Linked DNA regions of Homo sapiens: all the other regions are linked to region 1. A link is a contact called in ENCODE Hi-C or POLR2A ChIA-PET data. All regions are on one chromosome and are shown on one strand. The core of a region is the stretch at or near the end of the contact, and the rest is flanking DNA. Distances in the headings are between cores, read along the strand shown. Region 1 holds the start of TNK2-AS1 (TNK2 antisense RNA 1). Region 2 overlaps RUBCN (rubicon autophagy regulator). Region 3 holds the start of DLG1 (discs large MAGUK scaffold protein 1). Region 4 overlaps FAM43A (family with sequence similarity 43 member A).

Region 1 (7,446 bases), core at 2,036-4,535:
CTCCACCTCCCAGGCTCAAGCGATCCTCCCCCCTCGGCCTCCCGAGTAGCTGGGATTACAGGTGCGTGCCACCATGCTCTGCTAATTTTTCTATTTTTTTTGTAGAGACAGGGTTTTGCCGTGTTGCCCAGGCTGGTCCTGAACTTGGGAGCTCAAATGATTTGCCCTCCTCAGCCTCCAAAGTGCTGTGATTACAGGCATGAGTCACCACACTCGGTCTGTGCCTTAGACTTTAGAGTCGGAAAGCTGGATTTGAATCCTGGCTTCACTACTACCAGCTGTATGGCACTGAACAAGTCACTTGGCCATGTAGAACCTCAGTTCTGCCACGTGTAAAATGGGGATATTATGTGTCTCCTTGGGTTGTCATGGGGTTGGATGAGAAGAATGCGAAGTGCAGGGCCTTGCACAGTTGGGCTCTGTGAGTCTTAGCAATGGCCATGACTGAGGCAGCGTGAGGGAGACTGGGAGAAAACCTCCTCAGTTTCCTTCTCCCAAATCTGTTGTCTTCCCCACTTTCTTTCCTGAAGCCAGGCGACAGGGGGGTGGTCCTGGCCCAGCCTCCTGGCTCCCTGGGGAAGGGCTGCCATTACTGGCAGTGTTAGATAATTTAGTAGAAAGTTGCCCTGCCCACCTCGCAGGCAAGGGACCGCCACCCAAATCCACCCAGACTGGGCCTCGTGTAGGTTTCCAGAAGCCACCCCTTTCTCATTGCCCTACTGCGCTCTGGCCAAGTCCCTGGGGCCCATTGCTGGACAGTGTGAGCGCAGAAAGAGCCAGCCCTACACAGTTTCCGATGTGTCTGATCTTGCCACCTACCGTGAACTGTTTTGTTATTACATCCATTTTCTAGATGAGGGACAGTAACAAGGGCTGAGTGGCCCTGAGCCCTTGGGCTCCACGCGCCCGCTGCCCAGGGCTGCCTCCGTTTGGGCTGGGACATGGGTCTGTGGGCTGGGAACAGGGCCTGCAGGCTGCCCCGCCGCTGGGAATCCGAGCGCTGGGTTTTCTCCTTCTGGGGTGGGGGCAGGGAGGAGACGGCTCAAGTGCAGGAATGAAGGTCCGCTTGCCTGGGGCTGTTTCTGCCCAAGTCCTCATCAGGAATCGTCAGGCCTGAGACAAACCCTCCCTCCTTCAGGAGTGCTCCGTTGGCCCCGGGGAAAGAGAGGTGATGGTCCGGGTTTCTGGGCCTTTGGGGTGCCACGGTGAGATTGGGACTAGAACCCCAGCCTCACTGGAGTGACCCCAGAAACCTTCCAGTCCAACCTCCTCACTTCAACTGAGGTTGGAACAACTGAGACCGGGTGGAAGTGACTTTTACACTCGCACAGTGCAACGGTAGCTACTCGGAATGAGAGACCTGTTCCGGCGCTCCTCCATTGCGCCCCTCGACTCGGCGGGACTTCTTCACCCAGGGCGCCACCGCTCCTCGGCACCGCAGGAAGGCGCAGGCCGGGCCCGGGGGAGTCGGGGAGAGCGGGGTAGGGCCCCGGAGGCTGGGGGAGGAGCCGGGGGAGGAGCGATGAGGCCGGGCCCTTTAAGAGGGCGGGCCGACTCCCCCCCACCCCCCACCCCGGGGCGGCGCAGGCGCAGGCGCAGGCGGGCTCGGGGCGCTCGGCAGGAGGGACGGCGGGCGGGCGCTCACCTGCGGGGGCCGGCGCGGGGCGGGCGCCCGGCGGGCCGACGTTGACGCCCGGAGGCGAGGGCGGGGAGGCGGGCGCGGGACTCGGGGGCGGCCCGGGGCGGGAGGGGAGGGCCGGGGCGGGCGGGCGGTGTGAGCGGGCGCCGAGGGCAGCACCATCTGGAGGGGTGGGAGCGCGCGGCCTCTGGGGGGCAAGCGAGTGCGCTGGGCCGAGCCGGTCGGGGGCCCCCGGCGGGTCGCGCAGGAGGAGCGCGGCGGGCTGAGCCCTGCGCTGCCGGAGCAGCAGCCGCAGCGCGTAGGGGTTCTCAGCTGGGGCCCGCAGCAGCTCCGCGGGCTGAAGCTCGGCGTGGAGGAGCGGGGCGGGGTGGGCCCGGCGGTGCAGGAGGAGGGCGGGGTGGGCCCGGGGCTGCAGGAGCGCGGCGGCCGCGGCCACGAGCCCAGCCGGGGGGTGGTGTGGGGGCCGCCGGACGGCGCGGGCTGGGGGCGCCCGCCGTGGTGGACGGGCTCGGCGGGCTGGCCTGTGGCGCAGGAGGAGGGGCTGGGGCCCCGCGGGCAGCACCAGGAGAAGGGCGGAGGCAGCCCCGCAGTGCAGGAGCGCGGCGAGGCCCGGGCCGGGGTGCAGGAGCGCGGGGAGGGGAGCCCGCGGAGGCTGCTGCAGCAGCCCGAACCGGCGTCCGAGTCCGGGGAAGGCCCCCGCGAGCGCAGGGAGGGGCCGGAAAGTTCCGGCGAACTGGGGGAGCGGCAGTGGGAGAGCGTCGGGCGGGAGGCGGTGGTCCTGGGAGCGGCCCCGGCGCCCCGAAGCCGCCCCGAGCTGGTGGGGAGGGCCCGGCCGGTGGGGCCCCGGGGGCCTGCGGGGGAGGGGCGCCTGGGGGTGCAAGAGGCGAATTGGCTGCCCGGGGTGCAGGAGGGACAGGTGGTGCGGGCTGTCCAGGAAACCTACCTGAACGGGAAGGAGCCCCAGGAGGGAGAGGGACCCGGCGAGGGGCTCAGGACCCGGAGGCGCCGGCGGAGGAGGAGGTGGTGACTGGCAGGCCCGGGCCCCACGGTACCTCCGGGGCTGAAGGGGACGCAGGATGTAGGGGCATGGGGAGTCGGGCGCAGAAGAGTGCGGGGAACCGCTGAGCTCTGGGAGCCACTGCCTGAGGGCAGGCCGCGGCCGGCGGGAACCTCTTCTGCCGTCTCAGCCTGGGCGTCGCTGAAGCTGTGTCTGCGGGGAGGCAGCGGAAGGCGGCAGGTAAGGAAGCCCAGTCCTGTTAGCTGGAGTTGGTGTGCTTGGAAGTGAGAGGCTGCAGGTCCCTGGCGAGAGCGTAGACTCCACACTGCCCTCGTTCTTTTGGCCTTTCATCCCTGGAGGGAGGAAGCAGTGCAGTTTTCAGCGGCAAGGCAGGACCTCTCCCCCGCCAGTACTGTGTATGGTAATTGGAGTGATAGGGCATCTTCTTAGAGTCTAGGCAGCAGGCGGGACGTCTGGGTGGCTGCCAGGTCTGTGCAGAGGGAAGAGAGGGGTAGCCCCAGGGAGGAGCTGCAGGACGGTCCCCCCTCCACCTGCCCCCCGATGGCAGTAGGGGTGCCTCCATGCTATATGCTCTGCATGGTGCAGTCAACACACAAGTCCTCAAAACACGTCCCACAGAAGGGAAGAGGGCAGCGTGGGATTAACAGAACCTTATCTTGTAACCCTGTTGGTCACGTGAGCTGAGATGAGTGTGACAGCTAGTGGCTTGGGTACGGCACGAGCCTGGCCCGCTTCTGCCACGCCGTCCTGTCACAGCTGATTTACCCTGAGGGCCCAGAGCCAAGGATGATTAGTGGGCGGAAGGAGGGAGAGCAACTGGTGAGCCCTCTCGTCTCTGGGTGGGACGACCCAGCGTTAGAGGGGCGGGAGAGGAGGGTGCACTTGCACCCCAGGGCTCTGGGCTGCCTCTGTGGCCCCACCCTGGGGAGGTTTGCAGATGGGCCGCTGTGGTATCATGGGCTCTGCACCTGTCAGGACAGGAGCTCCCAGCCCAGTCTAGAGGTAGGGCTTGTAGGGGCCAAGGGTGGGGGCTGTATTTGGCTTGTTGACTCCCTCGTGGCCTGAGTGCCAGACCTACTCATTCCGCCTCGTGCCCCCAGGGGGCTTGGCGGGCTGCTTGTGGGCCTTACTCTCCTAGAGCTGTTCGCCTCTTACCTGGCACTGTCAGGTGCTTGCTTCCCCTGCCCCTGGGTGGGGATGGGTGCAGGGTTGCTGCTTGCCCAGGGCCTTAGCTAGAGGACCCTCCTCTGCCCCAGCCCGAGGTGTGGCTGTGAGTCAGATGGACCCAGACCCCTGTCCCGAACCAGACTGGGTGCTCTCCTCTGGGGGCAGAGGGAGTGGTGCTGGAGGTAGCAGCTGCTGGAGGAGCCGGTTAGCCCGCTCCTCAGACAAACTCAAACCCGCCTGTCAGCTTCATCCCATGCCTGTCGCGCTGCCACCCAAACACTCATGCACCGGAAGTTCAGCTGCTGTGCCCACGGTGCCTGACGCTTCTGGAATGGCCAGAGTGGCTCTCACTGTCTGGCTTCAGTGGAGAGAACGGTCTGTTTTAAACACATACACACAATCTTCACCTACTTATTTCAGGTCGGCGTTTTTGAACTTGTGGTAGATGAATGGGAGAAAGGCCTTGGCATCACACAGATTGCTTTTGATCTGGTTATATCGCTTACAAGCTGTGTAACTTCCTTGGGCAACATAATGTCTTTAGGTTTCAGTTTCTTGGTGTCTGCGGTGGGCCAGGACTTCCCCTGCAGTGTCGTGAGTAAAGAAACCTCAGGCCCTTTGGAGCCTGGTGCCCACCTCCCCGGAGCCCCGGCAGATGTTAGGGAGGAAGGGTCAGACTGTTCCCTCTGGCCCCTGAGCCCGGGATTAGCCCCCACCTTGTGCTTCGTCTAGAAGATGCAGTGTTTCTTTTTGTTTGTTTTAAATAACAGTTTTATTGAGATATAATGACATATGGTAAACTGAGCATATTTAAAACACACAATTTAATAAGTTGTGGCCTGTGTATATACCCGTGAAACCACCCCCACCTTCAAGATAGTGAACATCCCCCTTATTCCCCTGTCCCCAGAAGTTTTCTTGTGGAACCCCTCCATCCCCCGCTCCTCTGCCATCCCCTACCCCAGGTAACAGGCTGGTCTACTTTCTGTCACTGTGTCTGAGTTTGCAGCATTTACTGTAAACGGAATCGCGTCTTTCATTCAACAGAAGTATTTTGGAGTTTGTCCAGGTGGTTGCGCGTATCAACAGTCATTGTACACGTGTGCCAAAGTCTGTTTATCCATTGACCTGTTGATGGGTTTTCAGAGAAAGCTGCTGTGAACGTGTTTGTTAGTCTTTGTGTGGATGTACACTTTTATTTATCTTAGGTAAATCCCTAGGACCGGAATGGCTGGGTCATGTGGTAGGTACACATTTAACCTTTAAGAAACTGCCAGACTGTTTTCCAAAGTGGTTGTACATTTTATATACTCATCCACTGTGTATGAGAGTTCTGGTTTGTCCATGTCTTTGATATGTCCACATCTCGATGTGGTCAGTCTCTAATTTTAGACACTCTCATGTCTGTAGTGGTATCTCATTACAATTTTAATTTGTATTTCCTTAATGACTCATGTTGTCGGGCATCTTCTCATGTGCTCATTTGCCATACGTATGTCTTTGGTGCTGTGTCTGTTCAGATCGTTTGCCCATTTTTAATTGTGTAGGGTTTTTCGTGTTGAGTTCTGAAGAGTTCTTGATATATTCTGGATATAAGCCTTTTATCAGGTATGTGATTTACAAATCTTTTTTCCAGCTTGTGGCTTTGTATTTTGATCCTCTTAACAATGTCTTCTAAAAAATTCTCATGATCAGTAGTGCAAAATGCTGTGTTTTTGAAGAGAAGTTGTAAATTTTGATTAATTTACTAATTTGTTACTTTGTGGATTGCATTTTTGGTGTCATGTCCAAGAAATCTTTGCCTGACCCAAAGTCCCAACAGTTTTCCCCTGTATTTTCTTGTAGACATTTTATAGTTTTGGGCTTTACATTGAGATCTAGGATTCGTTTGGGGTTAATTTTTGTTACGTGGTGCAAGGTATGAATCAATGTCCAGTTTTTTGCATGTAGAGATCTAATTGATCTAGTAGCACCATTTATTAAAAAGATGTATCTCTCCACTGAATTGCCTTTGAATCTTTGTCAAAAATCAATTGCTGGCTGGGCACGGTGGCTCACTCCTCTAATCCCAGTGCTTTGGGAGGCTGAGGCGGGCGGATCATGAGGTCAGGAGTTCAAGGCCAAGCTGGTGAACGTAGTGGAACCCTGTCTCTACTAAAAATACAAAAAATTAGCCAGGCGTGGTGGCGGGCACCTGTAATCCCAGCTACTCAGGAGGCTGAGTCAGGAGAATCGCATGAACCCGGGAGGCGGAGGTTGCAGTGAGCCAAGATTGCGCCACTGCATTCCAGCCCGGGCGACAGTGTGAGACTCCATCTCAAAAAGAAAAAGAAAAAAATCAATTGTTTGTGTGTGTCTAATTCTGGATTCTGTTTTGTTCCATTGATCTATTTGTCTGTCTTTATCCCAGTATCACACTATCTTGATTACTGTGGGTTTATAAACTATAGTAAGTCTTGAAATCAGGGTAAGATCTCAAACTTGGTTTTGTCTTTTCAAAATTGCTTTAGCTATTCTGGGTTCTTTGCACTTCCATATACATTTTAGAATTAGTTAGTCAATTTCTACAAAAAAGCCTGCTGGGATTTTGATTGGGATTATGATCAATTTGGGGAGAATTGATCGGTTAGCAGTATTGAGCCTTCTGACCATGAACAGTGTATATCTCTGTATTTGTCTAGGTTTTGTTTACTATCTCTCAGCAGTGTTTTGTAGTTTTTGGTATATCAGTCTTTTCCATCTTTTATTGAACATATCCTTAAATAGTACCTATTTTTATGCTATTGTAAATGATACTGGTTTTTCCTGGTAGTATTGGTTTTTTATTTTTAAAAACTTTTAATTGTGGTAAAATATACATAATATACTGCCATTGTAACCATCTGCAGTGGTGGTAAATACATTCATACTGTTGCACAGCCGTCACCAGCATCCATCTCCAGGACTTTTCTCATCTTGTGAAACTGAAACCGCACCTATTAAACAGTAACTTCCCATTCCCTCCTCTCTCAGCCCCTGAGAACCACCATTTTACCTTCTGACTCTATGAATTTGGCTCCTGTAGGTGCCTCATAGAAGTAGAATTTTACAGTGTTTGTGCTTTTGTGCCTGGCTTATTTCACCTCGGCCTAGCGTATTCAAGGTTCATTTACATTGCAGCATATGTCAGAATTTTCTTCTTTTTAAAGGGTAAATAATATTCTATTGTATGAATATACCACTTTTTGTTTATCCATTTACTTGGATTGCTTTCACCTTTTTTTTTTTTTTTTTTAAAGACAAGGTCTCACTCACTCTGTCTCCCAGGCCGGAGAGCAGTGGTGTGATCATGGCTCACTGCAACCTCGACTTCCTGGGCTCAGGTGATCGTCCCACCTCAGCCTCCTGGGTAGCTGGGACTACAGGTGTGTACCACCATGCCTGGCTAATTTTTTTTTGGAATTTTCTGTAGAGACGGGAGTTTGGCATGTTGCCCAGGCTGGTTTCCAACTCCTGGCCTCAAGCGGCTTTCACCTTTTGGCTGTTGTCAGTAATGCTGTTATGAGATGGTACCGTTGTTTAAACTTTACTTTCCAGTTGTTTGTTGCTAGTATATGTAAATACCATTGATTTTGTATTTTGA
Region 2 (7,446 bases), core at 2,221-4,720, 1.8 Mb before region 1:
CCTAAATTTAGACTTTTGTTATTACTATCTTTACTTCAAATTAATAATGGGAAGAAAGAATTAATGTGCTTTCTTTGTAAGGATAGTGAGACTTTATCCTCAAAGTATCTGTGAAAACTAGCAGGCATAAAAGTGACTAGGGAAAAGAAGAGTTAGTAGTTAACTCATGTTAGCTACGACACGAGTAGTTAATAGGTACTGTGGCTCAGGGTAGAGCCAGACTGCCTGGATTCAGTTTTCAGCTCCTTCATGTGTTAGCTGTGTAACCTTGGGCAAAATACTTAACCTCTTTGTGCCTTAGTTTCCTCACCAGTGAAATGAGGTAGCATCTGTCTACCTCTAGGGTTGGTGTGGTATGTAAAGCATTAAGAGAATAGGAAGAGCTCTCCTAGTATGTGCTATGATGAGGAGGAAGAGGAGGAGGACACAATGACTCATTAAATTTTCCTCCTAGCATCCTAGGACAATCCGAGAACTATTTATAAAATATTGTCATATTTAGAATACCCTTTGAGTTTTACTTTATAGATACCTTGTTGACGCTTATGAATGGTAGTTTGATTGTAGCTTAAATTTTTAAAATATAAACTTTATTAATGTTGAGTTTCTTTTTCTTTTTCTTTTTTTTTTTTTTTCAAGATAGAGTTTCGCTCTTGTTGCCCAGGCTGTGTTGCAGTGGCACGATCTCGGCTCACCACAGCCTCTGCCTCCCGGGTTCAAGCGATTCTCCTGCCTCAGCCTCCCGAGTAGCTGGGATTACAGTCATGCACCACCACGCCCAGCCAGTTTTGTGTTTTTAGTAGAGATAGGGTTTCTCCATGTTGGTCAGGCTGGTCTCGAACTCCTGACCTCAGATGATCCGCCTGCCTCGACCTCCCAAAGTGCTGGGATGACAGGCGTGAGCCACTGCGCCTAGCCGAGTTTCTTTTTCTTTATATCCTCAAAAACTCTATAATCAGCTTTGAGTTTTGAAATGAGTAGAATCCAATAATTCTTAAAGGTTTCTGCTTTCTCTTTGGCAGTTACTCCATTTGCAGTGTTTTAAATACATTTTGGTTCTGGATAAAGTTGTCAAGTGAGTCACTGGGGTTTAGTATCCTCCTATTTAAAAAAAAAATCAGACCTCACAAATACAGGCATAATTGTGTGTTCTCGCTCATGTCATCCCCTGTCAGGGCCTCGTATAACTACCTGGAACTCTAAGCTCATCTTGCTTTTTTATCAGAATTTATTCTCAGCCAGTAATCACATTGGAAAAGAGCTAATCAACTAATTGGTATTAAAGTGTGTATACTTGGCTGCGCGTGGTGGTTCATGCCTATAATTCTAGCACTTCGGGAAGTTGAGGCAGGAAGATCACTAGAAATTTGAGGCCAGGAATACAAGACCAGCCTGGGCAACACAGCAAGATCCCTATCTCTGTAAAAAATTTAAAAACTTAGCCAGCCATGGTGGTGCATGCCTGTAGACTCAGCTACTCCGGAGGCTGAGCTGGGAAGATTGCTTAAGCCTGGGAGGTTGAGGCTCCAGTGAGCTATGATTGTGCCACTGCAGCCTAGAGGGAGACCCTGTCTCAACAAAAAAAGCAAACCCAAAACAGCAAAAAGCACCATCCTAGGACTGAGGAGGCAACATTGTATCATAGACTGACAAAAGTCTTTGGAGTCAGTTAGAACCTAGATCAGAATCTAGACTCATTGCTCACATCCATGGGAAATAAAGTGACGTAGCAGTTAAAATTACGGACTTTTGAATCAGACTGCTCACATTTTAATCTCAGCTTCACCATTAACTGAGTGGTGCTGGGCAAATTATATAACTCTTTTGTCTTTGTATTCTCTTTTTTTTTTGATACAGAGTCTCGCTCTGTCGCCCAGGCTGGAGTGCAGTGGCGTGATCTCAGCTCACTGCAAGCTCTGCCTCCCGGGTTTACGCCATTCTCCTGCCTCAGCCTCCCGAGTAGCTGGGACTACAGCGCCCGCCACCACGCCCGGCTAATTTTTTTTTGTATTTTTAGTAGAGACAGGGTTTCACCGTGTTAGCCAGGATGGTCTTGAACTCCTGAGCTCATGATTCGCCCACCTCAGCCTCCCAAAGTGCTGGGATTACAGGCATGAGCCACCGTGCCTGGCCTGGAATTTTTTTTAATGCAGTTCTGCCGTATGCCCTTCTCTCTTCTTACTCTGTGTATTTTCCTGAAGCAGTTTCATCTGCTCACATTGCACGATCACTCACCCATTGATGACCCCCACCTCAGGGTTCAGCAGGTTCACCTCTCTGCTGAACTCTAAATCCAGAAGATTAGCTGTCTCCTGTACCTTACTGTCTGGCTGTCTTTCAGGCCCGAGCACAACATTACCAAAACTAAACTTATGTTCTCTCATGAGATTGCCCTTCTTCCTATTTGTGGCATTGACCTGCTCAGTCTCCCAAGTCAGAAACTTGGGAATCCTGCCAGTGTGTTTTACAGAAACTCAGTGCAAGTTTCCCAGGCTGCTGACCAAAATAGCTACCAGATGAGTGGCACTGCCACTCAATGGGTCAGGTACTTGTGTCCTAATAGCAAATGGGTTCTTCTCTTGGCCCTGTTACTAATATTAAACTGTCATCTAGAGTAATCACTTAACCATATTACAAGACAGTTTCACTATCTGTGCCTGAAAGAGAAATGGAAGTCAAATCAATGAGAATCTCAAATGAAAGCTGCTTGATAAATGCAAAACACTATTCACATATCTTGTTATAGTTATTAAGAGTGATAATATCTGGCTAGGCACAGTGGCTCATGCCTGTAATCCCAGCGCTTTGGGAGACTGAGGCGGGCAGATCACCTGAGGTCAGAAGTTTACGACCAGCCTGACCAACATGGTGAAACCCCATCTCTACTGAAAATACAAAATTAGCCGGGCGTGGTGGTGCATGCCTGTAATCCCAGCTACTCGGGAGGCTGAGGCAGGAGAATCGCTTGAACCTGGGAGGTGGAGGTTGCAGTGAGCTGAGATTGCACCATTGCACTCCAGCCTGGGTGACAAGAGCGAAACTCCATCTCAGAAAAAAAAAAAAAGTGATAATATCTGTGAAAGTATCTGGTCATCAGAATGAAAAATATCAAAGCATATGATCATCTGCAAAATAGCAGTAGTATTTTTAATTTTTTTATTTGTTTTTATTTTATCTTTTCTCTCTCCTTTTTTACATGCCTCCTATCCTGAGAACCCCAGTAGTGTTAGTAATCAGAAGCAGAGCTAATCAGGCAGATTTGTCATATGGACACACACACATTTAGCAACTGCAGGCTCTAGTGGGAAGAATCAAAAGATCCGTGCCGGTTTCCTTGCTGCTCTGTTCTGCCTGGTAAAGATCTGAGAATTAAAGTCTGCGTCAAGAACTTGTTTTTCGCTTTCATTTCCTCCCTCTGAAAGATGAGGGCTTTCAAAGGTTTCAGGCTGCTGCGTCATCACCGAGCTATTCTGGGTGTTGTGCCCTCGTCAGGAGGAGGGGCTGATACAGTGATTCATGCTGCTCATGTCCCCTCTGGGCTCTCAGGAGGATGCGTTATGGAATGTGAATTGTATTTTTAAAAATTCACTCAGGGCCTTAGGAAAGCTGTAACATCATGATCGTATTCTTAGAGGGATCTCATTTTTCTTGACAGCTGCATCTGGGCTACCTTTTTAGTCCTTCCAGAAGGCAAGGCATATTTGATAGCCTCTTTTCTGTTGCTTAGAAATGTGGAGACATTTAGCCCCTGAGATTGCTCAGCTGAATAGGAGAAGTGAAAGGATTCCTCCTTTTGCCACAATCAAGAAGAAACTAGTTCTTGGCAGCATAGATGGTCCAATTAAAAAAAAATCAATAATGAAAAAAAGACCTCTGTGGTTTTTTTCTGAATATGTAATGTAGGTAATATATTTTCTTTGTTGAAAATTCAGAAAATACCTAAAAGACTTTAGAAGAAAGTAAATATCACCCATAATCCCAACACCAAGCGATAGTCACCACTCTAACATTGAGGTATATTTTCTGCTTTTTTCTATGTATTTATGTGTTTTAAAAAAAACATTAAGGTTGTACTATATATATCACTCTATAACTTGAAAAATATTTAATTTTTGAACACTGTATTTTACGTAGCTAGATAATCAAAAAAGTATAAAACTATACAGTGAAAAGTCTTGCTCCCTTCTGATCACATAAAAAACTACCATTTACTAGTTTCCTTACAGAGAATTTTTTTTTTTAATTAAAAATTTTTTTTAAAGACAGGGTCTCACTATGTTGCCCAGGCTGGTCTCAAGCTCCTGGCCTCAGGCAGCCTCCCAGCTTGGCTCCCAAGGTGCTGGGATTACAGGCATGAGCCACCATGCCCAGCCCTTCCAGAGAATTTTTATGCTTATAAAAGCAATTACCAATGATTTTCTTTGCTATACCTGCAAGTTTTTAAATATAAATAATAGCATACTGTAGTAACTATTCTGTATCTTGCCTTTTTCACTTAATATGTTTTGTAATTCATCCGAAATCATTACATAGAGAGCTTCTTCATTCTTTCTTACAGCTGTCATTTTATAATATTCCATTGTACGTATGTACCATCACTTATTTAGCCAGTCCCCTGGTGAATGGATATTTAGATTGTTTCCAATCATTTGCTATTAGTAACAGTGCTTGTGTATAAATAATTTTGCCCTTTACCGTAGGATAAATTCCTAGAATTCTTAAAGGGCATGTGCATTTGATATTTTGATAGCTATTGCTAAATTACTCTCCAGGAAGTTATGTATATAAATATCCTCACCAGAGGCCAGGCGTGGTGGCTCACGCCTGTAATCCCAGTACTTTGGGAGGCCAAGGCAGGTGGATCACGAGGTCAGGAGTTTGAGACCAGCCTGGCCAATATGGTGAAACCCTGTCTCTACTAACAATACAAAAATTAGCTGGGCTTAGTGGCATGTGCCTGTAGTCCCAGCTGCTTGGGAGGCTGAGGCAGGAGAATCACTTGAACCCAGGAGGCAGGAGGCAGAGTTTGCAGTGAGCCAAGATCACACAACTGCATTCCAGCCTGGGCGACAGAGCAAGACTCCATCTCAAAAAAAAAAAAGTAAAAGATTACACTTCTCTTAGCATGAAAAGATATTATAAGTGTCATTGAATTTTTTTCCCTGTGAACTTTTTCCTATTTTATTCCTATTTTCAGTAGATTTAGTCTTTTCCTACTGATTTATAGATATTCTTTATTTATTGAGGAAATTAGTCCTTTGTAATGGGAGTTGCAAATATTTTTTCCTAGTTTGTCTGTTGACATTTCTTTCTTTTTTTTTTTTTTTGAGATGGAGTTTCACTCGTTACCCAGGCTGGAGTGCAATGGCACAATCCCAGCTCACCGCAGCCTCTGACTCTGGGGTTCAAGCGATTCTCCTGCCTCAGCCTCCCAAATAGCTGGGATTACAGGCATGTGCCACCATGCCCAGCTAATTTTGTATTTTTAGTAGAGATGGGGTTTCACCATGTTGGTCAGGCTGGTCTTGAACTCCTGACCTCAGGTGATCCACCCGCCTCAGCCTCCCAAAGTGCTGGGATTATAGGCATGAGCCACCGCGCCCGGCCGTCTTTTGACATTTCTTATGGTGGCTTTTACTGTGCCAAAATATCTGACTTTTAGTAAGTCAAATTAATCAGTTCTTTTATGACTTCTCTTAGGGCTTTGTGTGGTGCTTAGAAAGGGCTTTTCTACTGTGTGATTTTTTTTTTTTTTTGAGACAGAGTCTCACTCTGTTGCCCAGGCTGGAGTGCAGTGGCACGATCTCAGCTCACTGCAACCTCCGCCTCCTGGGTTCAAGCAATTCTCCCGTCTCAGCTTCTCGAGGAGCTGGGATTACAGGTGCATGCCACCACGCCTGGCTAATTTTTGTATTTTTAGTAGAGACAGGGTTTCACATATTGGCCAGGCTGGCCTCGAACTCCTGACTTCAAGTGATCCGCCTGCCTCTGCCTCCCAAAATGCTGGGATTAAACGGGTGTGCGCCACCACACCCAGCCTACTCTGCAGTTATTAAGAGTGTTTTCCCATGGTTTTGTCTATTACTTTTATGGCTTAGTTTTTTACATTCAAATTGTTCCATCTGTAATTTATTTGGAATGTATTTAATTTCCTATGCATTTGTATCAACTTCTCAATTTCTATTCTGGTGTGTTGTTCTCTGTTTATTTGCCATCACCACTCAGTTTTAATATAGTAGCTTTTCAGGCCGGGCGCGGTGGCTCACCCCTGTAATCCCAGCACTTTGGGAGGCCGAGGCAGGCGGATCACCTGAGGTGGGGAGTTTGAGACCAGCCTGACCAACATGGAGAAACCCCGTCTCTACTAAAAATACAAAACTAGCCGGGCATGGTGGCGCAAGCCTGTAATCCCAGCTACTCAGGAGGCTGAGGCAGGAGAATTGCTTGAATCTGGTAGGTGGAGGTTGCGGTGAGCCGAGATCGCGCCATTGCACTCCAGCTTGGGCAACAGAGAGAAACTCCGTCTCAAAGAAAAAAAAAACCCATAGTAGCTTTTCATTATGGTAGCGGGTAGTTCCTCATTCTTACAGCATCTGTTGGTGGTGGTGGTGGTGATGGTGGTGGTTTTTCCCTCAACATGCAAACATTTGTTCTTTTATTTACTCTGTGAACTCCACACCATTTTTCGATAAGAACAGGAAAAAACTGCTTATGCAACATGACCTGGATCATTAACTGATTGACGAAGTGAGGGAAATCAAGTAGTGATAATATATGTAACTCAAACATTTTATTTTAATTTAAAACATAAATTTATATCTATTCAACAATCTTAGGATATTGGGTCAAAGCCTATTCTGTGAGTATGGGCCCACTGATGGAGTCTGTATCATCTTTCTTATATAAACTATGCGATAGAATTTCCAGTTTCAATTTCTTTTATACTGAGCCAGCAATTTAAAAAATCCTGTAGTATGAATATAAAATTTTCATTTTTCATTTTTCCCCTAACTTCTGAAAATTGTCTTGCCTCCACCTAATTCAGTATCAACTCTTTATAGTGACTTACCTTTACTGAAAAGGCTTTTCAGAGCATACTAGTGTTTATAAATACAGTCATTTCCTCAAAGTGCATAATCATTACTTTAAATGTGAAATTATAACAAGTACAACTGACAGGAATAGGTTTGGGAACAAAAATAACTGATTCTTGGTAAGCCACAACTCAATTGGTGGGAGTAAAAGTGCATGTTTATTCTAGAGAATTATCTATACCCAACTTGAGTGCTTCTTTGGCAACGTTGGGAGAATTGGAAAGCCATTCTTTCAGCAAAGAATATAGCATTGCTCTTTTTTTTTTTTTTTTTTTTTGAGTCTACCACTGTAGTCTTTTTTTTTCTTCGTAGCATTGCTTTTAATGTGTATATATTACAAGTGTACCCTAAT
Region 3 (7,446 bases), core at 3,184-5,683, 1.4 Mb before region 1:
CCACTACCTTGAGGCAGCTCTTTGGAATTTTGGACAGTTTCTGACAACTCATGTTAAGGAAAAACTTCCTGTGTTTGTCCATTGGTTGAATTTTCATCCATTGACTGTACTTGCCCACTGGGTACACAGAATAAGCCTGTTTGATGACTGCAGCTCCCTGGAGACTTCTGTTTTTCCAATGAAATGGCCCTAGATTGTACAGTTGTTTCCTGATTGCTGTGGTTACTCTCTTCTTTCCACATGCTGGTTTGTTCAGATTCCTTTAAAAGCGTGCTGCTAAGCAATGCCCCCTAGGCTCTCATGGAGGTCTGACCAATATGTCCACTTTCAACATACTTGACACTGTTCCTCTTCCTGCAGCCTAAGCTGGCATAAGCTTTTTTGACAGCATTAAATCCTTTCCTTTTAGTGATTGCCTTGGCACAGGCAGCATGCTGCTACCCTGCTGGAGTGAAAGCAAAAGATGCAGCGGAGTCTGGCAGGACCTGGACACCTTCATAGATTTATAAGCTGGGGCCTAGATGGAGGAGAAGACAAAGACAGAGATGTGAAGCTGCAAAGGTGGCTTGGGCAGGATGGTTGGGAAGGGAAGGGTTGGAACTTAGAGACAGTATCTTTGACATTGACTCTCTGACATTTCAATAAAAGAATGGGAAATCTGAGCCTTTCCCCATGGTCTTTGACTCCGAAGCCTTTTAAGCTCTTCAAAAGGCAAGTTAACTTGGAGCTGGAAAGTGAACAGCTTTACCTGCTAGTATTTTGTTGAAGTAACTTCTTCTATTCGTCTATCTAACTATCGATAGACAGACAGATAGGACAGATATAGATAGATAGATAGATAGATAGATAGATAGATAGATAGATAGATGATAGATAGATAGATAGATATAGTGTGTGTGTATATATATATATATTTAATGAGGAAGTTGGAAAATTAGATCCAATATTGTGTCCTATTCAATGGCAGCTGCTCACTGCACAAAGTAAGGAAAACTTTGAGGAAATAAAAGTTGCTTAGAAAAATCCAGATGTCAGGGCTGGGTGCAGTGGCTCACACCTGTAATCCCAGCACTTTGGGAGGCTGAGGCGGGTGGATCACGAGGTCAGGAGATCGAGACCATCCTGGCCAACATGGTGAAACCCCGTCACTACTAAAATACAAAAAATTAGCTGGGCGTGGTGGCACATGCCTGTAGTCCCAACAACCCAGGAGGCTGAGGCAGGAGAATAGCTTGAACCCGGGAGGCAGAGGTTGCAGTGAGCCGAGATCGTACCACTGCACTCCAGCCTGGCAACAGAGCAAGACTCGGTCTAAAAAAAAAAAAAAAGAAAAGAAAAATCCAGATGTCATTGCTTTGTATGTTGTGATGATGTGGTAGCCAGCTCCAAGAAGATGGCCTCCAGTGAGTCTTACTTTCTGGTATTCATATCCTTGAGGCTGATCTAAGTAACTGATCGGATATTATGGAGTATGCTATGGTCTGAATGTTTGTGTCCTTCTTAAATTAATACGTTGAAATCTTCACCTTCAAAGTGATCATATTAAGAGATGAGGCTTTTGGGAGGTGATTAGGTCTTGAAAGTGGAGCTCTTCTAAATGGGATTAGAGCCTTTATAAAAGATGCCAGATAGAGCTTGTTAGTCCCTTGCACCATGGGAAGATGTAGCAAGAAGGCTCCATTCATGAGGAATGGGGCTATTACCAGACACTGAATCTCTTGGTGTTTTTTTTTTTTTTTTTTTTTTTTTTTTTTTTTTTTTTTTTAAGACAGAGTCTTGCTCTGTCGCCCAGGCTGGAGTGCAGTGGCGCGATCTCGGCTCACTGCAACCTCCGCCTCCCGGATTCAAGCAATTCTCTGTCTCAGCCTCCTGAATAGTTGATTACAGGTGCCTGCTACCATGCCTGGCTAATTTTTATATTTTTAGTAGAGACGGGGTTTCACAATCTTGGCCAGGCTGGTCTTGAACTCCTGACCTCGTGATCCACCTGCCTTGGCCTCCCAAAGTGCTGGATATTACAGGCATGAGCCACCGCGCCTGGCCATTTTTTTTTTTTTAATTTTTATTCTCATGACTGTTAGATCACATCTGATGGTGTTTTGATCTTGGACTACTTAGTCTCTAGAGCTGTAATACATTCCTGTTGTTTATAAATCACCCAGTCTAAGGTATTTTGTTATAGCAGCCCAAACAGACTATGACAGAGTGTCACTTTTGAGACTAAGTGATGAAAGGCATTGTGGCTTCTTCTGTCTCGCCATCTTGAATCACTTGCTCTGTTGGACGTCAGCCGCTACGTCATGAAGACACTCAAGCAGCCCTATAGAAAGGTCTTCATGGTGAGAAATTGAAGCCTCCGCCCAATAGCCAGCATCAACTTACTAGCTATGTGAATGATCCATGCTGAAAGAGCCTCCCGTAGTCCCCCTGAAGCCTTCAGATGACTGCAGCCCTGGCAGGCTTCTTGACTGCAACATCATAATGCCCTGAGCCAAAACCACCCAACTATGCCGCTCCTGAATTCCTGACACACAGAAACTGAGATAATATTTATCGCTGTTTAACTTACTAAGCTAATAAGTTTTAAACCCTTAAGCTTTGAGGAACTTTTTTTTTATCCAGCAATAAGTAACTAATAAAGATGGGTAGAAAGGAGGAATGAAGAGTAAAGAGCCTTTATTCATTGTTCATATATGTTCATTTGCTAGGCACTTGCTGCCGGCACCTTAGGCTAAGGGTAGAACAAGTGCTGGGTTCACTGCTGCTTTTGTACACCGCTGACAACCAAATAGGGCTGTCACACAGAATGACAAGAAAAAAGGACACGTCCTCTTTCCTCCCCTTCCTCCTTTTTGCTTTTAGGGGAAGGCTAGGATGACATTGAGAACTCACACAAATTTTGTTTTTGACTCCTCAGTGTCCCCTGGGAAAAGGTGCATTGGCCTTTGTGTACTTGCTACAAGGCTGTGTATCCTTGAGAGCAGGACTCGGATCTTATTTATTTCTATCCCCGTTTCCTAGCAAGTGAACATATATGAACAATAAATGTTATCAAGGGAGAGGGCAAATTTCCCTCCCTGTTTCTTCTGAATTCTGAAGAGATTCCATTGTTAGAATGGTTTCTTACTGCAACCATCCCATTCACAGTCCATCAGCGAAGTCTTGAGAGTATGATGCCTGTCATGAGCCACTTTCACTACTAAATAAATTCCGTCCCTCTGTTAAGTTCCCGGCTGTTAGGACACCTCTGCCTTCAGCACCGTTTGACCCTTCTATCCCATTTTCTCTATGCAATGTTGCTTTAACTGTTGTTCAAGATCCCAGGATGCTTGATCCGGGAAAGCACAGAGGTCTGCTGCCAACATACCAACATACCTCTCTGTCAAGTTGTCCAAAATCACAAGAGAAAGAGCCCTGGACTAGAGCTAGGAGACCTGAGTTCTCGGCTGCTCTGTTACTGATTAGCGTCTATGTCCTTGGACAAGTTGCTTCCCTTTTTCCGGACCTCGGTTCCTTGTCCTAGATAGGTTCTAAAGTCGGTGGGTCCTTACAGTAAGTTAGGATTCTAAGGTGCAATCCAAAAGTAAAACCAGTGGTCAGTATACCTCTGAGTAGCTGTTAAGGTTACAATACGAGGTTCCTCGGCCTTCCCTTTGGTAGCCAATGGATACGGCCTCAGTCAGAGGCCGTCAGGTTTACTGGGAAGAGCCTTCCGGTTTTGAAAGACAGGATCTCCGGGTTTCCAGTTCTGTCACTCACTCGGGGTAACTTTGGGCAAATTCTCTCTGGACCTCCTAATAGGGAGGTCCTCGTCACCCCGAGGAAGTTCGAAGACGTGGGCAGTGACTTGGAAAGCTTCCCGAGATTCCCCTTCTATAACCTGGGTGGCTCAGACCGGGAGCGGGGTCCCAGCCGGCCGGTAATTCCGCCCGGAGGTGCGCACGAAACAAACCTGCAGCGCTGGCCGAGGGCGGCTCAGCTTCGGAGGGCGCGACTCCGGGTGAGTTCTTAAAGGGACCGTCAGAGTTTGGGTAACACCTGCGATGCTGACCGGGCGGGGACGCAGGCTTGAGGGAAATGAATGAATGAATGAATGAGCGAATGAATGAACAAACCTTCTCTGCCCACCCTTAAGTATACCATACTCGGAATTAATCAGTTAGGCTTAAAAATCTTGTACTATAACCCTCAAACTCTTGCCAAGTTAACCAGTGTCTCTATTTCATATGTCCTTCTGTAATGAAACCCCTCCCCCCAAGCCTATTACTAAGGGACGAAGAGTAACTTAACAATCAGCCTGGAGTGGAAGGCAATGCAGAGTTGGCACCCCTCCCCGAACTCCTCCCTCTCCCTCTCCCAGGCCCCGCCCTCCCCGCCCCCTGGGAGGTGCAGTTGGCTCCTCCTTAAGGCGGCTTTTCCCCGGTGGGGATCTACCCCCGGGGTCGCCAGGCGCTGTCTCTGCCGCGGAGTTGGAAACGGCACTGCTGAGTGAGGTTGAGGGGTGTCTCGGTATGTGCGCCTTGGATCTGGTGTAGGCGAGGTCACGCCTCTCTTCAGACAGCCCGAGCCTTCCCGGCCTGGCGCGTTTAGTTCGGAACTGCGGGACGCGCCGGTGGGCTAGGGCAAGGTAAAGGCGGGCTCCTCCAGGGCCACCCCGGGCCACCTGTGGAGTCCGAGTGTTAACTCCTTTGTTCTCAGAGCCACTTCAGCGGCCGCCCTTTTAAGCGAAGAGGTTCCCTTAGGATGCTCCCCGGGTACCCCTTCCGTTCCCCTGCCCTCCCCCGACCCGCCTCCCCCTTCCAACCCGAAGGTAGCAGCGCGGGGAGCCCGGGGCTCGGCGCGAGCCGCCTCCTCACTTCCCATTGGCTGAGAGCGCCGGGAAAGCGGTCACGTGGGAGCGCGGCAGGCCAGCTCGGGGGCCGCCATCTTGGCGGAAAGTTTCGGGGGAGAGCGGTTGGGGGCGCGGAAGGAGGCGAGGTTCCGGGGGTGGGGCGTGCGGCAGCAACTGGGCGAGCGGGCCGGGGGGCCGCGGCGAGCGAGGAGGCGGCGCGGCCGAGAAGGAGGACGAGGCCGCGGGGGTGCGGCGGCCCAGGGGAGCTCCTCCCCCGTCCCTTCGCCCCCTCCGCTCGGCTCCGCGGGCCCCGGGCGGGGCGGGGGTACGTGGAGCGGGGCCGGGCTGGGGAGCTGCTCCGAGTCTGGCCGGGGCGCACCCCAGTTCCGAGCGCACGCCGCTCACCGGAACTTTGTGGCGGCGCCGCAGGTGTGGGGGCCCGCGGAGGTGTGCATGCGGGGCGCGAGGGCGTCGCGGAGAGCGGCCGCTGCCCTGTCCGGCCCCCGCTGGAGCAGCCCGGAGGCAGCGAGCAAGGAGAAAGGCAAGCGAGAGGAGGGGGCCCGAGCAGGGCGGGCGGCCAGTCCCGCTGGTCCCCTCTCAGCGCTCTGCGGCCGCTGCTGGCTCAGGGGCCAAGGGTCGGAGCGCTTCACCCGCCCGTACCCAGTAGCAGGTGGGGAGTGTGGATACTTGTGCGGGGGAAGAGGCGGCCTCAGGTCTAGGCTCTTTGGGGAGGGGACGCTTTCGAGGAGAGTTTGGAAGCCGACTTCTGTCTGTTCTTAATTTGGAGGGGTACCCACTCCAAGGAAAAGCTTTCCACGTTGACAGACAACTGCTGCGTTTTGAGACTCTTTCTTTGACTTGGTAAAACTTTGGAACGTGGGGTTTTCAAATAGGCTGCGAGGGTTTTCTATTTCGATAGGGGAAAATGCTAGTTTAACATGATTCTATCCTTTTTCCTTTCCGTTGTGTGTTTTAAAGGTGTGTGCCCTCTTCCTGATTCTGGAGAAAAATGCCGGTCCGGAAGCAAGGTGAGAGTTTATTCCGTAACTCTGTTGTCGATGTCACTTGCTTTTCCGTGTGTCAGTTTTTTGATTGCCGTTTTAGAATCGTTTGTGTAACTTTGATGAGACAGCACGGTCCTAGCTTTATTGCTTAGGGAATCTAAGCCTCATATCATTTCAGAAGATGGAAACACGAAAATGTTTGTTAAACTTTCTTAACATTTCTCTAGTGATTAAGAGAGGCAGTTAGCCCCCCCCCAACAGATGTCCTTAATAACCCTGAATTGGTGTTTTAGTATTTCACTCTATCATTCTTACTAAGCACTATTCTGTAAGCAACTGTGGGATACTAAGAATTTGTATTTTGAAATGTTAAAAATTTGGATTATGATGACAAATTGTAGATAATCTGCTTTTGCATTATCAGGTAATCTGAAACTGTTGCTAATACTTTGATCTTTTACTTTGGCAAACTACCAGTACACATTTATTCCAAACTGCTCACTCTCCTCCGTTTTCTAATGTGATATATGTTTAAATTTTTCTTGTATTTCTTTAATTTTTTTTTTTATTTTTTGGTCATTCTAAGGAATATGTGTACATGAACATAGTGACATCAATTGACCTGAAGGATTTGCGGAACTATTTAGATGTCATGCAGAATTATTTGCACTAGTATGTGATACTTTTTTTGTAAATAGAGAGTTTTAATCAGGCTCTGCTTTTTCTTCTCAGATACCCAGAGAGCATTGCACCTTTTGGAGGAATATCGTTCAAAACTAAGCCAAACTGAAGACAGACAGCTCAGAAGTTCCATAGAACGGGTTATTAACATATTTCAGAGCAACCTCTTTCAGGCTTTAATAGGTGGGAATTAAAACTTCGTAACTATTATGCCAGCTAGGCTTTATGCTCCTCTCAATTCATTTATTTTAAACTTAAGAAAATGATGTACTTAATTCTCTGAGGCATTCGGTAACTTGAACATCTTCAGTGAGTTGTGTGTTTTTCATAGGCCAGTGTCCTTTCTTAAAATAACTAGTAACCAAAAAACTTTCAGGATTATTTCAGTGGCTTTTGAGAACATTGTTTCACATCTTAATAGCATTAACTATTAAAAGATGTTGCACAGATGTTTAAGGACCTAAAAGGTATGACTGAGTTACTGTGAGCTTGTTTCTGTATTTGACTGGCATGTCTCTGAAGTCATTGAAAGCGTGTGAAGGGTTCTGCTGTGTTGAAGAACATTCATTCCCTTAATGTAGATTTCTGTTTGAGCTTGGCATTCATGGAGTCAGAATTTTAGACCTGGAAAATAATCTTAGAGATGATCTTGTCTAGTAACCGTATTTTACAGGCAAGAAAATGGAAAGTTTTATTCTTAATTGTAACTTAATTTGAAGTGGTGCATTGTTTGAAAGAACTGGAAAAATAAGAGTCCTGAGTTCTTTTGCCACTAATTGAATGATATATCCCAAGTCATTTAATCTTTTCTATGCCACCATATTAGCTGTAGAATGTAGCTGTTGAAATGACAGAATGGGTTTAAAGCCTTTTTTAAGTAGATAAATCATTTTTAAAAGCATCATCTCATATTTTGTGTATAATCTCCTA
Region 4 (7,446 bases), core at 3,749-6,248, 1.2 Mb after region 1:
ACTGTAGACTGAGGAACAATAGCTTGAGGTGGCAAAAGTGGAGACTTTAGCAGCGTGAGAAGGGGGAGAGCCCTAAGCTTCACACACTTACAACTGGCTGGTGTCCCCAGGGCAGTGGGGCTCCCTACATTGTTGCTGAGAGTGTCTGAAAGAGGGCAGTGTGGCATCTTAGAAAGAGACTGGGGAAAACAAAACCTGGGTTCTAATCCTGGCTCTGCTGTAAGCTTCCTGTGGCACACGCACAAGTCCTTTCCCCTCTCTGGGCCTCAGTTTCCCTATCTGTAAAATGAAAGGATTGGAACCAAGGGGTGATGAGGTTGTGTCTGGCTCTCAAGATTTTGAAATGAACTGGTGAGCCATGATTGGCTAATCCTGGAGCAGAGGGTAGGGAGACTCCCCAGTCATCAGCCAAGACCCAACCCTTTTAGAGAAAGAATCCAGGATGGGGGTGAGTCCTGGAGCAGGAGGAGCCTGCTGCAAGACAGACAGGGAAGCATTCCCCAGGCCATCAACTCACTCTTCTTCCCAGACTTCCTCAAGTGGGTCTTGGTCTCCCTTGCCAGGAGCCCCAAACTCCCTGCTGCCAGATGCCCTCACGGCCTTTGACCAGATGTTTAGGCTCTGCCAAGTTTCCTTGGACAGTACCCTGGGTTGCCTCCATACTAACTTATCCCCACCTTAAAGGATTCATGGGAAAGAGTGTAGGACTTGGAGTCAGGGGCCTTGAGTTCTGGTCCCAGCTTGCTGAGTAATCTTAGGCAAGCGATTGCACTTCTCTGAACCCTAACTTGGCCCTTGGATTCAGTGCCAGTTGCCGTTTCAGGACCCACCATGGCCTCTAAGTTTTGAGGTAATGAAAGGGATATCTACTAGCTGGTTCCTGGCTTCGCCAAGGGAATGTCACTTCCAAACCAGACGTTGGTGAAGGTCCAGGAACGTAGGTCCTGAAGACGAGCCCTGTCCTCAGAGCCCGAGATAGTTTCTAGCCCATAGTCAGAGGCTTCTTCTGTTTTGTCCTACTAGGGAAAGGGGGAAGGGAGAAACACTCTTGACCTTAACCTTGGCTTCTTTACGTCACAATAGTGAAAGTCTTGTTATTGTCTAATCAAGGGCACCCACTTTACCTGGGATGATCCTGGGGCTGGAGAGGGGAAGTGACTTGATTGACTCACACACTGAGGAAGTCCAGGGCTCTCCAGGCCTGGACCCGTGTCTCCCTGGCTTTCTGCCACACCATCACATTGTTTGAGTCTTCATTTGGCACAATTTAGGGAGGTTTGGGCAGTTAATTTGGGGCTGGGATGAGCAGGGATAAGACTCCAATTCCGTTCAAAGCCGATTCCAAATAAACCATCCTTCTCCAAACCAGAACCACCCCTCCCTAGAAGGTCAGGGACATTCCAAGGAAATTCTTGGGAATTAAATATACCTCATGGAGAGGTGAGGAATTGAATGATTTCCAATTTTCCCTCCTCACCAAACATATATCCTTGAAACCTTGGTTCCTACTTCTGGACAATGACCTTGAACTTGATTAGACCTGTTCTCTCCTGGAGTGGAATCACTCCTTTACTCCTTCCTTTGCATTTCCTGAGTACCTACTAGGTGCCAGACCCCATGTTAAGTGAGGTAAATCAGAGCTGCCTAAGACATATGCCTGTCCTTGAAGAATTCAGCCAACCAGGAAGGACACAAATGATTCATATCCATGATACAATGGCAAGAGCTTCTCCACCCACAAACTAGATCCACTCTTCTAGGATGGGGTCTCACCACACCAGATACCAAGGGTGGGAGCAAAAGAAGACGAAGTTCCCCTGGGGGCTGCACCCCACCCACCGGCAGCATTCTCCCCAGGAAGACAGACCCCCGGCCTCTTTACCTCCAGCGTCATGCATCTAGTACATATTCATTCACACTTGGTCTGGGGAGTAGGGGGTGGGGGGGGGGTTGCTGAACAATGTCAGAAATAGTTCTCATCAAGCAGCTACCATGTATGAAATGTGGGAGTACAAATAAGGGGGAAAGTAAGGGGAAATCCAAATGCCAGTTTCTGCCATCCCAAAGGGAACAATTTATTTATATGCCAGAAAAACTGGAGGCCTAGGCTGGGTGCAGTGGCTCACGCCTGTAATCCTAGTACTTTAGGAGGCCAAGGCCGGCGGGTCGCTTGGGGTCAGGAGTTCGAGACCAGCCTGGCCAACATAGCGAAACCTCGCCTCTACTAAAAATTTAAAAACATAGCTGGGCGTGGTGGTGTACGCCTCTAATCCCAGCTACTTGGAGGCTGACGCAGGAGAATCACTTGAACCCCAGAGGCAGAGGCTGCAGTGAGTGAAGATCATACCACTGCACTCTAGCCTGGGTGACAGAGAAAGACTCTGTCTCAAAAAAATAAAATAAAATAACTGGAGGCCTATTAAAAGCGCATCAGTCTAGGAGTTTGGACCCGTGGGTCTTGGTCCCTTAGCATGCCCTGGAGTTGCAGGATTGGTGCTGGCTGATGCCTCTGTGCTTGGTTTGCTTTTCCTTTAAAGCCTGGGCTATCTTTTCTTTCAGGCAATATAAGATATCAGCTAGGTTTGTGGAAAGGAGAAATTCAGATGGGGAGCTGTGCCATAGGGGAATGAGGTGTGAACTGGAGAAGGAGGAAGGGGTAGAGATGAAGAGGAGGGGAGAAGAGGAGGCCTTCAGAAATGTCACTCCCCATGGAGGGTTAGAAACAAGGTCCTTTTCTGGTACCACTGAGCAGCTCAAGAAAGAGGAAGGAAGGAGTGCCAAGTTCCAGGGCCATCTTCTCACCATTCAAACCACCAAGACGATGGTTAGTCAAGGCGCTCAAACTGGGTCACAAGAGCTTTAGAGCAAGCAGTGGGGGTTTGGTCTAGGGGACACTGGGCCTACGAACAGGGGTGAGCCAGAAGGAACAGAAACGGCCCCGGCTACTGGTCAAGCCAGATCCAGGTGTGGCCGCTGTAGTTTGGATATTTGTTCCCCCAAATCTCTTCTTGAAATTTGATCCCAGTGTTGGAGGTGGGGCCTAATGGGAGGTATTTGGGTCATGGAGGTGGATCCCTTATGAATAGGTTAATGCTCTCCCTGTGGGGAGACGGAGGCAATGAGTGATTTCTCTCTCACTCGAGAGCAGGTTGTCCAAAAGAGCCTGGCACTGCCCTTCTCCCTATCTCTTGCTTCCTTCCTCTTGCCATTTGATTCCTGCTCCAGTTCACCTCCCGCCATGAGTGCAAGCAGCCTGAGGCCTCACCAGAGCAGAAGCTGGCACCACACTTCTTGTACAGCCTGCAGAACCTTGAGCCAAATAAACCTCTTTCCTTTATAAATTACCCAGCCTTGCCAGGCATGGTGGCTCATGCCTGTAATCCCAGCACTTCGGGAGGCCAAGGCGGGTGGATCACTTGAGGTCAGGAGCTCAAGACCAGCCTGACCAACATGGTGAAACCCTGTTTCTACTAAAAAAAAAAAAAAGCACAAAATTAGCCGGGTGAGGTGGAGGGCACCTATATTCCCAGCTACTCGGGAGGCTGAGGCAGGAGAATCGCTTGAACCCGGGAGATGGAGGTTGTGGTGAGCCAAGGTCATGCTATTGCACTCTAGCCTGGGCAACAAGAGTGAAACTCTGTCTCAAAATAAATAAATCAATAAATATAAATAAATTACCCAGCCTCAGGTATTCTTTATAGCAACACGAAACGGACTAAGACAGTGGACATGTGCAACAAGCCTGGAGCAGAGAGTGCAGAGCGCCCTGGGCCTAGCACCCTCCTGGCTGCCTGGAGCCCTGAGTAGTTCCCCATGTGTCAGTCATGGCTCCTACCCCAGCAGTCCGTGCACATTTCTAGCTCTGTCATGCATCACTTAGCAGCAGATGCTGGGACTACTGATGCATACCACACAGAGGAAAGAGTTCTGCTTATTAAATTACTAAATCCTGTTTAAAAAGACGGCAACTTGCTCCTAATAGAATTTCTATGTTTCTCGTGATCCTTGGCAACTACAATGAGATTTTTAAATCTCCAGTATGGTGCCAGGGGTAGATTCTTCCAACCAGTTCTCTCTCTACTCACAAGCAGAACCCTCAAAAACAGCTCTGTCCCCTGGGAGGGAATTGTGCTTTCTTAGTATAACAGAGCCTTTCTAATTTGGTTAAAATCTGTTCTGCTGACTGTGGGGCAGTGAGAGGTGTTTCTTTAGGGAAACCATGTGTGTCCACACACGTGTGTGTGGAGGGGGTTCTCTGAAGCTGTCATAGTTGGGAGGGTATGAAATACTATTGTTTATTTTATGCCATTTTATTCCTCCCACCTTCCTGCTTACATATGCGACAAATGGTAGAAGTGAACATGGGATGTTTGTGCTGTGAGGAGTCGATGAATGCCTCCTCCCAGACTCACGCTGCCACCCCTGGAGGACCGCGTGCCGCCGGGAGTCACCCTGTTTTTCATGCAGTCGATGCTGCATTGTTGAACACGGAGGATTACCTAGGCTGGGAAAGAACGTGGAAAGTGTCTCAGTGCATTTAAAGTACCATCAGGTTAAGTCATGGAGAAACATGAGCCTCACTTTGCAGGAAAGAAAAGCTAAATTTGATGAGTAAACCAGACTTCAGGTGTTTTCTGGAAGGTGTATTTTATCTAATGACTTAGCTTTGCTTTTGTCGCTCCATTCTTTTCCCTCTGAGCTCCAGGAGCAAAGTAGTTTTAGGGTCTTTCTTTTATTTTCATTCAAAACATCTCTTCTTACTCTAGTGATATCATCCCTGGAAGACTGAGAAGTCAGAAGAGGTGAATCACGTGTCACCTTCACATCTCTTCTAGAATTACATCAGTCAGAGCTCTGAGGTGCAGTGGGGATCGATGCCAAAAAGCAGAGGGGAGGAAGGAGAGATGGGGAGGGCACAGACGGAGGAGGAAGGGAGCTGGCTCTTTCCAGCCTGCTTATTTTCTTCTTCCTCCTCCTCAACCTTCAAGCCCCCCTTCCTATTTATAAATCACATGAGAGGAAATATCAGACTTTAAAGAGATGGCTGCTTTATATTTATTGATGGTGTTGGTTTCAACACTATTTGCCTGAACTTTTGGACCAACCACCACATGCCTGTCAGTCACAGATGAAAGCCAACATTGGCATTCTCACAGGACACTTAAACTAGATAAGAATGAAGACACACAGACCCTGCCCTGTCTCCCAAGTATTAGCCATATTATCTTCACTCTGTCTCATCTCTTCATCAGTTTCAAACAGCAGAGGAACTTGGCTATGCATGGGAATAATTTCAAATGTGAAATCTAGTCACGCAGGCTAGTGATGGCCCACACAGCCGTCTGCTTATCAGGTGAGCACACTGGTGTGGAAGGGCTGGGATGGGTGGCTGGGCTGAGACTGGACTTTCCTGACCTCTCTCTAGCTGGGGTTTTTAATGTCATTCAATGATGTGTATCTGAGGTATTCAGGGAGAGGGATCGGGACGCACAACCAAGCCAAAATATAATAGATTCAAAGGCCTGGACGTCCTAAGGCCCTTAAGACTGAATTTTTTTTAAATGTTTTCCACTCAGCTGGGTACAGTGGCTCACGCCTGTAATGCCAGCACTTTGGTAGGCTAAGGTGGGCAGATCACCTGAGGTCGGGAGTTTGAAACCAGCCTGACCAACATGGAGAAACCCCATCTCTACTAAAAATACAAAATTAGCCCGGCGTGGTGGCGCATGCCTGTAATCCCAGCTACTTGGGAGGCTGAGGCAGGAGAATCGCTTGAACCCGGGAGGTGGAGGTTGCGGTGAGCTGAGATTGCACCATTGCACTCCAGCCTGGGTGACAAGAGTGAAACTCCGTCTCAAAAAAAAAAAAAAAATATATATATATATACACACACACACACACACACACACACACACACATATTTTCCACTCGCCCCCTTTGCTTTTCTTTTTTAAAGATAGTTCTATGCCTGAACCATTCCTGTTAATTAGGAAGAAAATCTTTCACCCCTCTTTCCTCTATGGTTCCAGTGAATTCCAGACTCCTTAGGATTTCTGGGTCTAGCTGCTCAGAACATATTTATGATGAAAACAAAGCAAAGTGGCCTCAGGACACCAGGGAAGGCCAGGAGTGAGATCCATTTCTGCAACACAGGAAGAGAGGCCTCAAGGGGCAAAAGGAAAATATAATTTGCAGAAGGCACAGTTTTGGCAGCATCTTATTACAACTTCCAGCTGATCGGGTGTAGCCAAACTAGAGACATCTGTTTGGAGTTTACAACAGAAACAAACACACAGAAAGCATGAAAGCGCTGAAACATGCACACCCATACCGCGCTCTAACAGCTCCTCTCCCCCTCGACCTTCGCGCCATCCCCCAACTGGGTCACACTGGGTTGTAGAAGGGAAGGAAATGGGCTCTGCAGCCTGCCCAGCCACCCACCCACCTGCACCGTGACTCACTCACACCAGGATCGGAACTTGTCAACTTTTCTCTCCTTGGTTTTCCTCCCAGGAAAAACAGAGATGGCCCCACTCCTCAGAGAACTCCTCTTTGGGTTTCTAGTTCATCTTTAAAGCTCCCTGAGCTGTTTGTAAAGGAAAAGATAAGGTAGTCTCCTTACGCTTGATTATTAGCATGGCCCACAGAAGGAGGTAGTAAAATCTCAGCAGATCTGGAAGTCACTCCTCCATAAATAACCTCACAGGTCTGGGAGTGCGATATGGAACTCACCGTGGCCTCTCCAAAAGACCAGAAAAAGATCACACAACTTAATTACTGAAAAATACAGGATAATACAAGAAAAGGCTGGTCCCAGACACAGCACCCAGAGTTGTGGAGGTCCAGGAAGGCCCCAGATGGCGCATAAAGTGGACCTTCCTTCCCTAATTCTCTCCAAGCACAGGAAAGGCCAAAGACTGTCTTATGACACCATCCCAGGGTCAGACACAGCCTCTCCCACCCCAACGCAGCAGTTCCAGACGCTCACCTGTTCTGTTAAATTTTCCTCTTTATTCTCTCCCCACTGGCGTGCAAACAGAACCAGAACAGTGCTACTTTTAAAAAATAACAAAATGTTTTATACACATTTCTGTATATACAACTGAACAACATTTTACATGTTTCTTTTGCACAGCAAAAGATATAAACATTCAGCTCTGAGAACACAGTTATGTACAGAAAAAAGTCAAAAATACTTCACAACAGTGCAAAAATATTTTACACAGTATCATGGAGTGAGATCTTTTGAGCAAGAGGAAGGGTGTGTGTGTTTCTAAAGGAAAACTCCTTTTTAAGATATTGGATGTCTTTAACTGTAAACAAAACGCGACTCTCTTTCATCTCCCCCCACCCCCCAAACAGTTATTTGAAGAATTTGGCAACATTTCAGGGGTCTGAGTCTGAGGTAAACAGCCAGAATTCTTGCACCAAAAAGAACCAAGGGCT

The links. Hi-C counts contacts between places; a loop is a spot of excess contacts on that map. ChIA-PET counts read pairs that join two places held with the same protein, here RNA polymerase II (POLR2A). Pooled maps may share reads with other maps.
Region 2: a map with no recorded cell type shows a loop between it and region 1 (12-fold over the local background). The contact joins the enhancer-like site here to the promoter of TNK2-AS1 in region 1. A Hi-C loop is called at or near these places in 1 of 37 single-sample maps with no recorded cell type and 3 of 50 pooled maps. POLR2A ChIA-PET finds 5 or more read pairs at or near these places in 1 of 52 experiments (Panc1).
Region 3: a pooled map shows a loop between it and region 1 (5-fold over the local background). The contact joins the promoter of DLG1 here to the promoter of TNK2-AS1 in region 1. A Hi-C loop is called at or near these places in 1 of 37 single-sample maps with no recorded cell type and 6 of 50 pooled maps. POLR2A ChIA-PET finds 5 or more read pairs at or near these places in 1 of 52 experiments (activated CD4-positive, alpha-beta T cell).
Region 4: a map of OCI-LY7 shows a loop between it and region 1 (9-fold over the local background). The contact joins the enhancer-like site here to the promoter of TNK2-AS1 in region 1. A Hi-C loop is called at or near these places in 2 of 168 maps with a recorded cell type or tissue (OCI-LY7 and gastrocnemius medialis), 6 of 37 single-sample maps with no recorded cell type and 9 of 50 pooled maps.

What each region holds. Positions count from the first base shown.
Region 1 is chr3:195,903,915-195,911,360 of GRCh38, reverse strand. It overlaps TNK2-AS1 (TNK2 antisense RNA 1), which reads right to left and starts at 3,285. Exons shown (of 2, transcript NR_145450.1): 1 at 2,583-3,285; 2 at 1-1,496. TNK2 (tyrosine kinase non receptor 2) reads left to right here and starts at 2,810. Exons shown (of 16, transcript NM_001382273.1): 1 at 2,810-2,876. RefSeq lists enhancers at 1,227-1,276, 4,267-4,496, 4,547-4,596 and silencers at 1,407-2,056, 2,107-2,296, 2,347-2,596.
Region 2 is chr3:197,708,480-197,715,925 of GRCh38, reverse strand. The region is part of intron 2 of RUBCN (rubicon autophagy regulator); the gene reads left to right. Among named protein-coding and RNA genes, the nearest start is that of RUBCN, 25 kb to the left of the region's middle. RefSeq lists enhancers at 3,216-3,585, 3,294-3,588, 3,309-3,929, 6,466-6,575 and a silencer at 7,121-7,321. Within about 2 kb of position 3,470, at least 39 of the 41 ENCODE cell types and tissues checked have a DNase peak (open chromatin) inside an H3K27ac peak, as active enhancers do; they include Panc1, where a contact is called at or near this core.
Region 3 is chr3:197,295,599-197,303,044 of GRCh38, reverse strand. It overlaps DLG1 (discs large MAGUK scaffold protein 1), which reads left to right and starts at 4,433. Exons shown (of 25, transcript NM_001366207.1): 1 at 4,433-4,509; 2 at 5,810-5,859; 3 at 6,568-6,699. The coding sequence starts at 5,841. DLG1-AS1 (DLG1 antisense RNA 1) reads right to left here and starts at 4,798. Exons shown (of 3, transcript NR_038289.1): 1 at 4,435-4,798; 2 at 3,953-4,067; 3 at 1-517. RefSeq lists silencers at 4,257-4,386, 4,877-5,506.
Region 4 is chr3:194,688,583-194,696,028 of GRCh38, reverse strand. FAM43A (family with sequence similarity 43 member A) reads right to left here. Exons shown (of 1, transcript NM_153690.5): 1 at 6,992-7,446. Among named protein-coding and RNA genes, the nearest start is that of FAM43A, 6.4 kb to the right of the region's middle. RefSeq lists an enhancer at 6,330-6,449. Within about 2 kb of position 4,998, at least 8 of the 41 ENCODE cell types and tissues checked have a DNase peak (open chromatin) inside an H3K27ac peak, as active enhancers do; they include OCI-LY7, where a contact is called at or near this core.